Regions from separate parts of the Homo sapiens genome. Here region 1 is linked to region 2. A link is a contact called in ENCODE Hi-C or POLR2A ChIA-PET data. All regions are on one chromosome and are shown on one strand. Each heading gives the region's core, a stretch centred on a gene start or an enhancer-like site at or near the end of the contact. The rest is flanking DNA. Distances are from core to core; before and after follow the strand shown.

Region 1 (3,777 bases), core at 1,261-3,760, 690 kb before region 2:
GTTCAACATCCAACTCCAATTCTACCAATAAACATACTCCTACACAAAACTTTTTGTTTGTATATGATACGCCTCCTTCTAGATAGCATGCCCTTGAAAAGCTGGGTCTGACTCACCTTTGTAAATCTGTACTACCTTACATGTGTTAGAGGATTGCTAACACATGTAAACACTCTTTTATGAGGGTAACATCATGCTTTTAAACTAATGGTAGTTGAAATATGGGTGCCTCAAAACTACAGATGTGAAACCCCAGAGAAAACAAAAACTCAATAAGGGGGAAAAATGATTTATTTTTCCCCAAAAATTTTTAGATGGTTACTTTTTTTTTTTTTTTTTTGAGACAGAGTTTCACTCTTGTTGCCCAGGCTGGAGTGCAATGGCACCATCTCAGCTCACCGCAACCTCCGCCTCCCGGGTTCAAGCAATTCTCCTGCCTCAGCCTCCCGAGTAGCCAACATAGTGAATTACACGCATGCACCACCATGCCCGGCTAATTTTGTATTTTTAGTAGAGATGGGGTTTCTCCATGTTGGTCAGGCTGGTGTCGAACTCCTGACCTCAGGTGATCCTCCCGCCTCGGCCTCCCAAAGTGTTGGCATTACAGGCGTGAGCCACAGCACCTGGCCTGTTCCGTACTTTTTTATTGACTGCTGGAAGAACCCTCTCTAGACGGGGACTTTGATCCCCATCTACAAAAGATTTTGTTTGTTTTTTCCTATTCTATTAAACCACCGTGGAGCAGTAGAGGGAGACAGCACAGAACATTTACTCATACTCTGACCCAAAAGTATAGCCTCAGTCTGGATGAACACATTAAACGACACACCATGCAATGTCATAGCCTATTTAAAGGCATTCTGGCCACTACTGTCTTCATCTTTCAACAGGAAAACTGTTTATATTCCAGAAGCAAAGATTATATTAAATTCAATAAATTCAAGTCGACACTCAGAAAGCACCTACATTTTACCGGATCCACGGGTGATCCAAGCAGATGCCTGTTCAGAGGCAGAGAGAGTTAAATGGAGTGAAAGAGATGACAAAGTGCCATAGATGTTAAGGAGAAGTTTCCAATAAGAATGACTGTAGAAAGAACCTTCCAGAGGCTGGGCGCGGTGGCTCATGCCTGTAATCCCAGCACTTTGGGAGGCCGAGACGGGTGGATCACCTGAGGTCAGAAGTTCGAGACCAGCCTGGCCAACATGGTGAAACCCTGTCGCTACTAAAAATACAAAAATTAGCCGGGCATGGTGGCACGCGTCTATAATCCCAGCTACTCGGGAGGCTGAGGCAGGAGAATCCCTTGAACCCGGGAGGCAGAGGTTGCGGTGAGCCGAGATCGCGCCATTGCACTCCAGCCTGGGCGACAAGAGCGAAACACCGTCTCAAAAAAAAGAAAAGAAAAAAAAAGAAAGAAAGAAAGAAAGAACCTTCCAGAATGAAAATTCCAGTTTCTCAAAGCCCAGAATCTTTAGTTTGGACAGAGACATGAGGATACACAGGTCCTGGAGTCTCCACTACTACGTGCCTTCAGCTTGCTTACATTAAGGGCCAAGGAGCTCAAACAGAAATGCTTAATGTAACTTAAGAACTTTTTAAGTTCTCTGTGCAACTCAGCAAACCTGAGCTCACAACCTTCAGAACAGAGGGGGAAATCACTTCCTCCAGCTCTTGTGAATTTTAAAATTAAAAGTAATGAGAATGATTTCCATCACTGAACGGTTGCGAGGTGGGTGTGGCCCCCCACCCCTCCCCCTCCCCCACCTCCGGCAGCGCCCAGCCTCAGTAACGTCCGAGGGGCCTGGCTGGACCTCTCAGGCCAGCGGCAGGCATTCAGCTACGGCCCAGCAAGCCGCTGTCACAACCGCACCCCTGACCCAACAAGCTCATCCCACATCTCGAAGGGCCCCAGCCAACTCGAACCCCGACGGCCAGGCAGCCAGGGCCGGGCCTGGGCTCCATGAAGGCCGCCGACTGCGAACAAAGAAGAGGCCCGGGGTAGCCTGAGAGGCCCAGGCCGAGCTCTCTGGGGACCCGAAGGTTCCTGCAGCCCTCGGGGGGTTGTGCCCCCGGCCCGAGATCTGCAGATGAGCCTCGAAAAGCGCCAGCACGCCGTAAGCGCACCGCGTCGCCGACCTTGTTGGCGCACTGCAGGCTCTCCGGCGCGCACGCGGACAAAGGGGGCAGGGGTCCTGGCGGGTACCCGGAGCCGCGATCCCGCGCGCTTCCCGCCGCCCGACCCGGCCTTTACCTGTACGTCACTCAGCTCCACGCGCAGATATAGCTCGCGGTGTCGCTGAGCCCAGTAGACATGCGGCGTCAACACCTGATTCTCCATGGCCACACTGCCCAGGGCGCGGGGAGGCTAGGCTCGCTGCGCCTCGCTGCCTCAGGTAGTGCTCTGCTGGCGCGAGCAGAAAGCAGGCCTCAAACCCTAGCGCTCCTGAGCGCCTGCAACCCGGCACCTCGAGATACCCCACGCTCGCGGGCCGCGCCTGCGCAGTGACGCGCCGGGATGGCGGCGGCGCCAGCAGCGGGCCTTGGCGCGAGCCGGGCGGGGGCGGGGCGCAGGCGGGATAGGGGCAGGCCGGGGCACAGAGACGCCGCAGCTCGCCGCGGCCGCCTAGGGAATTGGAATCAGCGGGTGGTCTGCTCTCCCCACTCGTCTTCAGGGACATGCTTTAAAATAAGCTTTAAAATAAAAAAGGCTGGAGACTTATGGGGGACCGATCAGCCTGGAAAAGGGTTTGGGACTGGTGTCTCTGGACGGTCCTTCGCATTCTGTTTACTGAGTACCTACTGTGTGCCTGGGTTTCAAAGCTAAACACTGGAACAACAGAAGTGAGACACAGTCCCTTCTGTCTTAGAACTCCCAGCCTATTAAAAGATGCAAGTAATTACAGATGAAATGAGGATAATAATGGTGATAGGGGACATGGTGTGGGAGCAGCGTGGAAGAGCGTTCCAACAAGGGAAAATAAAGACCAGGGCAGCGCTGCCCAATAAAACTGTAGGTGATGATGGAAATATTGCACATTGCGCTCTTTAATACGGTAGCCACTAGCCACATGAGGCTTTTGAGTACTTGAACTGAATAACCGAATTTTCAATTTTACTCACTTCTGTTTTTTTTTTGTTGTTGTTGTTGTTTTGTTTTGAGACGGAGTTTCTCTCTTGTTGCCCAGGCTGGAGTGCAATGGCGCGATCTCGGCTCACCGCAACCTCTGTCTCCCGGGTTCAAGTGATTCTCCTGCCTCAGCCTCCCGAGTAGCTGGGATTACAGGCATGCGCCACCGGCTAATTTTGTATTTTTAGTAGAGACGAGGTTTCTCCATGTTGGTCAGGCTGGTCTCGAACTCCCGACCTCAGGTGATCCGCCCGCCTTGGCCTCCCAAAGTGCTGAGATTATAGGCGTGAGACACCGCGCCCGGCCAACTTTATTCACTTCTAATTTAAACTTAAATATCCATATTTTTGGTGGCTATTCTATTGGACAGTGCAGGAGACTGTCTCAAAAAAATAGGAAACTCAAACTAGAGACAACACTCATTTATGTCTTACTTAAGCTGTCTTGTCTGTATCGGGTTTCATCCCCAAGTTCTTCTGCAGAGAAGAATTTAATGGGAAGAAATATTTATATGAAAACTAGAACTCTGGGACAAAAATGGAACTCATATTCAATCCTGTTAGCTCCCATTTATTTAGCAAAGTGATTCTATTAGCACCCGTTTGTTTAGCAGAGGGATCTAACGCTGAAAACAAATTCTGCTAGCT
Region 2 (3,882 bases), core at 69-2,568:
TGAAGGCTGAGAGGGGAAGTGACTTATCTACCATCCCACAGAAAGGCAGGGCCTGGCCTAGAGGGAGCCCTGACGGACCACTAGCTGCTCCTATCCATGGCCCTGGAAAAGTGGGAGGTGGGCACTGAAGGGACACAGGCAGTCCGGTCCACTCAGGGCTTCCCAGCTGGCCAGGGTTCCCCCAAGGCAGAGAACTTCATCTTTCCTCCCCATCCAAGGAGGCAAAGACATGCCCCTTCCCTTGGGCTGAGAGGGGCTGAAGCTGGGACCCCCTCAGGGGATAAGAAACAAATTCACCTTCCTCTAGACCCAACAGGCCCCTCATTTTAACTTAATCATTCCACAGGCATATATTAAGTGCTTGCTGCGTGCTGGACCCTCGGATAAAGCGGCTGCTGGCAGAACTGAGTTTGCAAGTAAAGGGCAGGGGCAGGGGCAAGACCCAATCCCAGGCCAAGAGTGTTTTGAGTGGTTAGAAGGAGGCTCCAGGGACACAGTTGGTCCAGCCCTCGGGTGGGGAAGGCAGGGACTAAGATCAGACCCTAGGTGGGCCGGACTCCCGATTCCTTCCCTACAGCTAGCTGCTCAGATGGATGTGGAGCGGGGAGAGAGTGGGGGAAAAGATACAGAGACTTATACAAGGGAGAAAAAAGCAACTTCTCCAATCCTCCTGCCACCAAAGCATGGTCACATCCTTGAGACAGGAACCCCCCAACACACACATACACACACACACAGAGTCAGGATCCGATCCTTGAGACAGGAACCCCCCAACACACACATACACACACACACACAGTCAGGATCCGACACACACACACACACACACACACACACACACAGAGAGAGAGAGAGAGTCAGGATCCGACCACGGTAATCGGGGTTCGAGCCCAGTCACCCAGGCCACTTTCAGCAAGTCATCAATCTCGCTGGAGTCTCAGTCTCCTGGTCAATCCAATGGGAACGGTAACAACCACGACGCCCCACAACTGGTGAGAAAGTCAGCGAGAATGAAGGAGGACGCGGTCTGCGAAGTCCCCGATATGGATCCAGCCCCTCGCCCCTGCCCCATTTGCCCAGGCTCTTCCTGAGGTGAGACTGGCGGGAGTGGGGCGGGCAGGAACGAGGGCCTGAGCCCAGGACCGCAATCCCCGTGAGGGGCTCGAGGACCCCAGCCCAACGCCCCGCCGGGCCCCGCCCTCACCTCCTCCTCCATGGCGAGTCCGCCGAGGTCCCGCCGCTCCGCCACTCGCTTCCAGCGCCGCGCGGGCTCTGCCACCGCGTCTACGCCCGGCCAGGCGGCGACTCTCCGCGTTCTGTCCCGCCGGCTGCCGGGGGCCCAAGAAACTTCGGGGGGGCGGGGCCGGGGGCGGGGTGAGGCTTCCGGGGGCCGGGGCGGGGCCGGGGAGGGGGCGGTGGGGCCGGGGGCCCGGCCCAGGGCGGGAAATGGGTGGGGAGGGGCGGGGCCTGGGTTGGAGACTGGACGGAGGAGCCGGGCGGAGATGCAACTGGAGGAAGAGGGCGGGACGGGGCGGAGAAGGTTTCCCGCATCGGCGGAGGGAGAGGGACTAGGAGGGGGCTGCGGCGGGGGAGGAGAGGGGGCTTCCGGCCCAGAGACTGAGGCGAGGGTGGCGGGAGCGGCGCGCAGGCAGGGCTGGGGTGGGGCGCACACAGTGAGCGCTGGGGGCGCTGGCGGTGGAGCCTTTGAGGTCTCCCGAACCAGTGGGCTGGGGTTGCGAGACCGAGCCGAGCTGCCCTGGGCGGCCAGAGATGTGGGCACACAGAGGCTCCTCCTCTTTCCTCCCCGACGCCGGGCAGTGGGCGGTGGCCTGGTCTTCTCCCTGGAACCTCTGGGCGGGGCCGGGCCTGGAGCTTGGGTCTCTGTCCGGAGGGTGGTGTCACAGGAAGAGCTGGAGCTGAGAGTCGGGACTCCGGGGTCCCTTTAGGGGGCGGCCCGCCCCTGGCTCTCAGGGGTCTCCAAGCGCAGTGTTCTCCTGCTCTCCTTGGGCATCGCTCAATCCCTCCCGTATCTGAGGGTCGACCATCCCCCCGATCCCGCGGTGAGCTTGCAGCCCTGACAGCCTTACTGGAGAGTGGGAGTGTGGGGACCAGCAGAGAGTAATGATTTTAGTTATACCATGCGCCCTCATTTTACATTGGAGAAACTGAGGCCCAGAGAGAGAAAGTAACTGGCTGCATCGCAGCCTGCAGCACCGCTCCCCTCTCACACACACACGCATACTCCCCCTTAGCTCTCCTGGTCAACCCCGTCCCATGCCAAGGAAGGGAAAATTAAGTGCATGTGAGATCAATGGTGACCTTCTTCGGCTCTGGCTGCCATAGCAGCGGCTGTGCCAGCGACCAAGCTCCCCTTTCACGGCCTTCTGCCAGCCCTCAGGCTCCCAGGCTACTTCCAGCCCTGTACGGAAAAGGGCAGCCTGGGGCTCCCAGGCCAAGGGGGAAGGAGATGCAGGTACACTTCTCCCTCATGCCTAGGCCTGGGATCCTTTAGCTAAAGGAATGAAGAAAATTGAGGCTGATATTATCACACTGGTCAAGAAAAAGAAAGAATAGAAAAGAAAGAGAGAGGAAGGAGAGAGAGAGGAAGGAGGGAGGGAAGGAAGGAAAAAAGGAAAGAAAGAAAAAGAAAAGAAAGAGAAATGAAGGAAGGAAAGAAAGAAAAGAAACAAGGAAGGAGAGAGGAAGGAAGGACGGAGGGAAGGAAGGAAAGAAAAGAAAGAGCTGGGAGCGGTGGCTCACACCTGTAATCCCAGCACTTTGGGAGGCTGAGGCAGGCTGATCACCTGAGGTCGGGAGTTCAGACCAACCTGACCAACGTGGAGAAACCCCGTCTCTACTAAAAATAGAAAATTAGCCAGGCGAGGTGGTGCATCCCTGTAATCCCAGCTACTTGAGCGGCTGAGGCAGGAGAATCGCTTGAGCCCGAAAGGCGGAGGTTGCAGTGAGCTGAGATCACGCCATTGCACTCCAGTCTGGGCAACAGGAGTGAAACTCTGTCAAAAAAAAAAAGGGAGAGAGAGAGAAGGGAGGGAGGGAGGGACGCAAGGAGGGAAAAGAGAAAGAAAGAGAAAGAAAGAAAGGAAAGAAAAAGAGAGAAAGAAAGGAAGGAAGGAAAGATGAAGGAAAATTGAGGCTGAGGATCTGAGATAGTCTGTATATGTAGCAACCTCTTTCGGCCACCACATGGTTTTACTCCCTCAATCTGCAGAGCTGTGCAGCATTCTACTCCAATGATCAAGGACTCAGAAGATCTTGTATCTGGAAACTCATGCTCCACCTGCAGCAGACCAGAGACCCTGGGGAAATTCATTTTGTTACACAGAAGCAGCCCTTTGTAGGGAGAGAGCAGTGAGGACAGGTTGGTTTGACATCCAAATAGTTCTGTCATTTTGGGGAATGAGCCATTGAGAACTACTCTGGCCTCAGTTTCCCCATCTAGCTCAAAAAACCCTCTGGTTTTGCCTCTATACTGTGTGCTTTCATTCAACACATATTTTATTTTCTTTGTCTGTCAGTCCCTACAATAGTGGCTGGGAGATAATGGCAGAGCTCAGGATCCCTGTCCTCTACTGGGGAGAAAGGCATGTAAGAAGATGAGAATGCCGAGTGTTAAATGAGAAGGTAAATGCACAGAGAAGGGGCACCAGAACCAGGACAAAGGGGTAGGACAGGCATTCTAGGGAGAGGGGACAGCGTGTAATCAATGGCATGGAGGCATGAACAGCACAGCATGTGTATGTAGGGCGGCCAGTCTGGAAAAGCAGACAGCTTTGTGCAGAGAGGGCCTTGTAGGTTGTGTGGAGGAGACCACATTTTAACCTCAGGGCAATGGGAAGTCATTGAAGGTTTGGGAGGTGTGGG

Evidence for each region. Hi-C counts contacts between places; a loop is a spot of excess contacts on that map. ChIA-PET counts read pairs that join two places held with the same protein, here RNA polymerase II (POLR2A). Pooled maps may share reads with other maps.
Region 1: a pooled map shows a loop between it and region 2 (3-fold over the local background). The contact joins the promoter of HACD3 here to the promoter of PLEKHO2 in region 2. A Hi-C loop is called at or near these places in 1 of 50 pooled maps. POLR2A ChIA-PET finds 5 or more read pairs at or near these places in 2 of 52 experiments (MCF 10A and WTC11).

Annotation. Positions count from the first base shown.
Region 1 is chr15:65,529,196-65,532,972 of GRCh38, reverse strand. HACD3 (3-hydroxyacyl-CoA dehydratase 3) reads right to left here and starts at 2,510. Exons shown (of 11, transcript NM_016395.4): 1 at 2,255-2,510. The coding sequence starts at 2,341. RefSeq lists a silencer at 2,428-2,647 and an enhancer at 3,686-3,777.
Region 2 is chr15:64,839,351-64,843,232 of GRCh38, reverse strand. It overlaps PLEKHO2 (pleckstrin homology domain containing O2), which reads right to left and starts at 1,318. Exons shown (of 6, transcript NM_025201.5): 1 at 1,205-1,318. The coding sequence starts at 1,216. It overlaps LOC124903508 (a long non-coding RNA gene), which reads left to right and starts at 3,077. Exons shown (of 4, transcript XR_007064682.1): 1 at 3,077-3,379; 2 at 3,537-3,642. RefSeq lists enhancers at 111-662, 695-1,218 and silencers at 1,026-1,465, 1,476-1,795.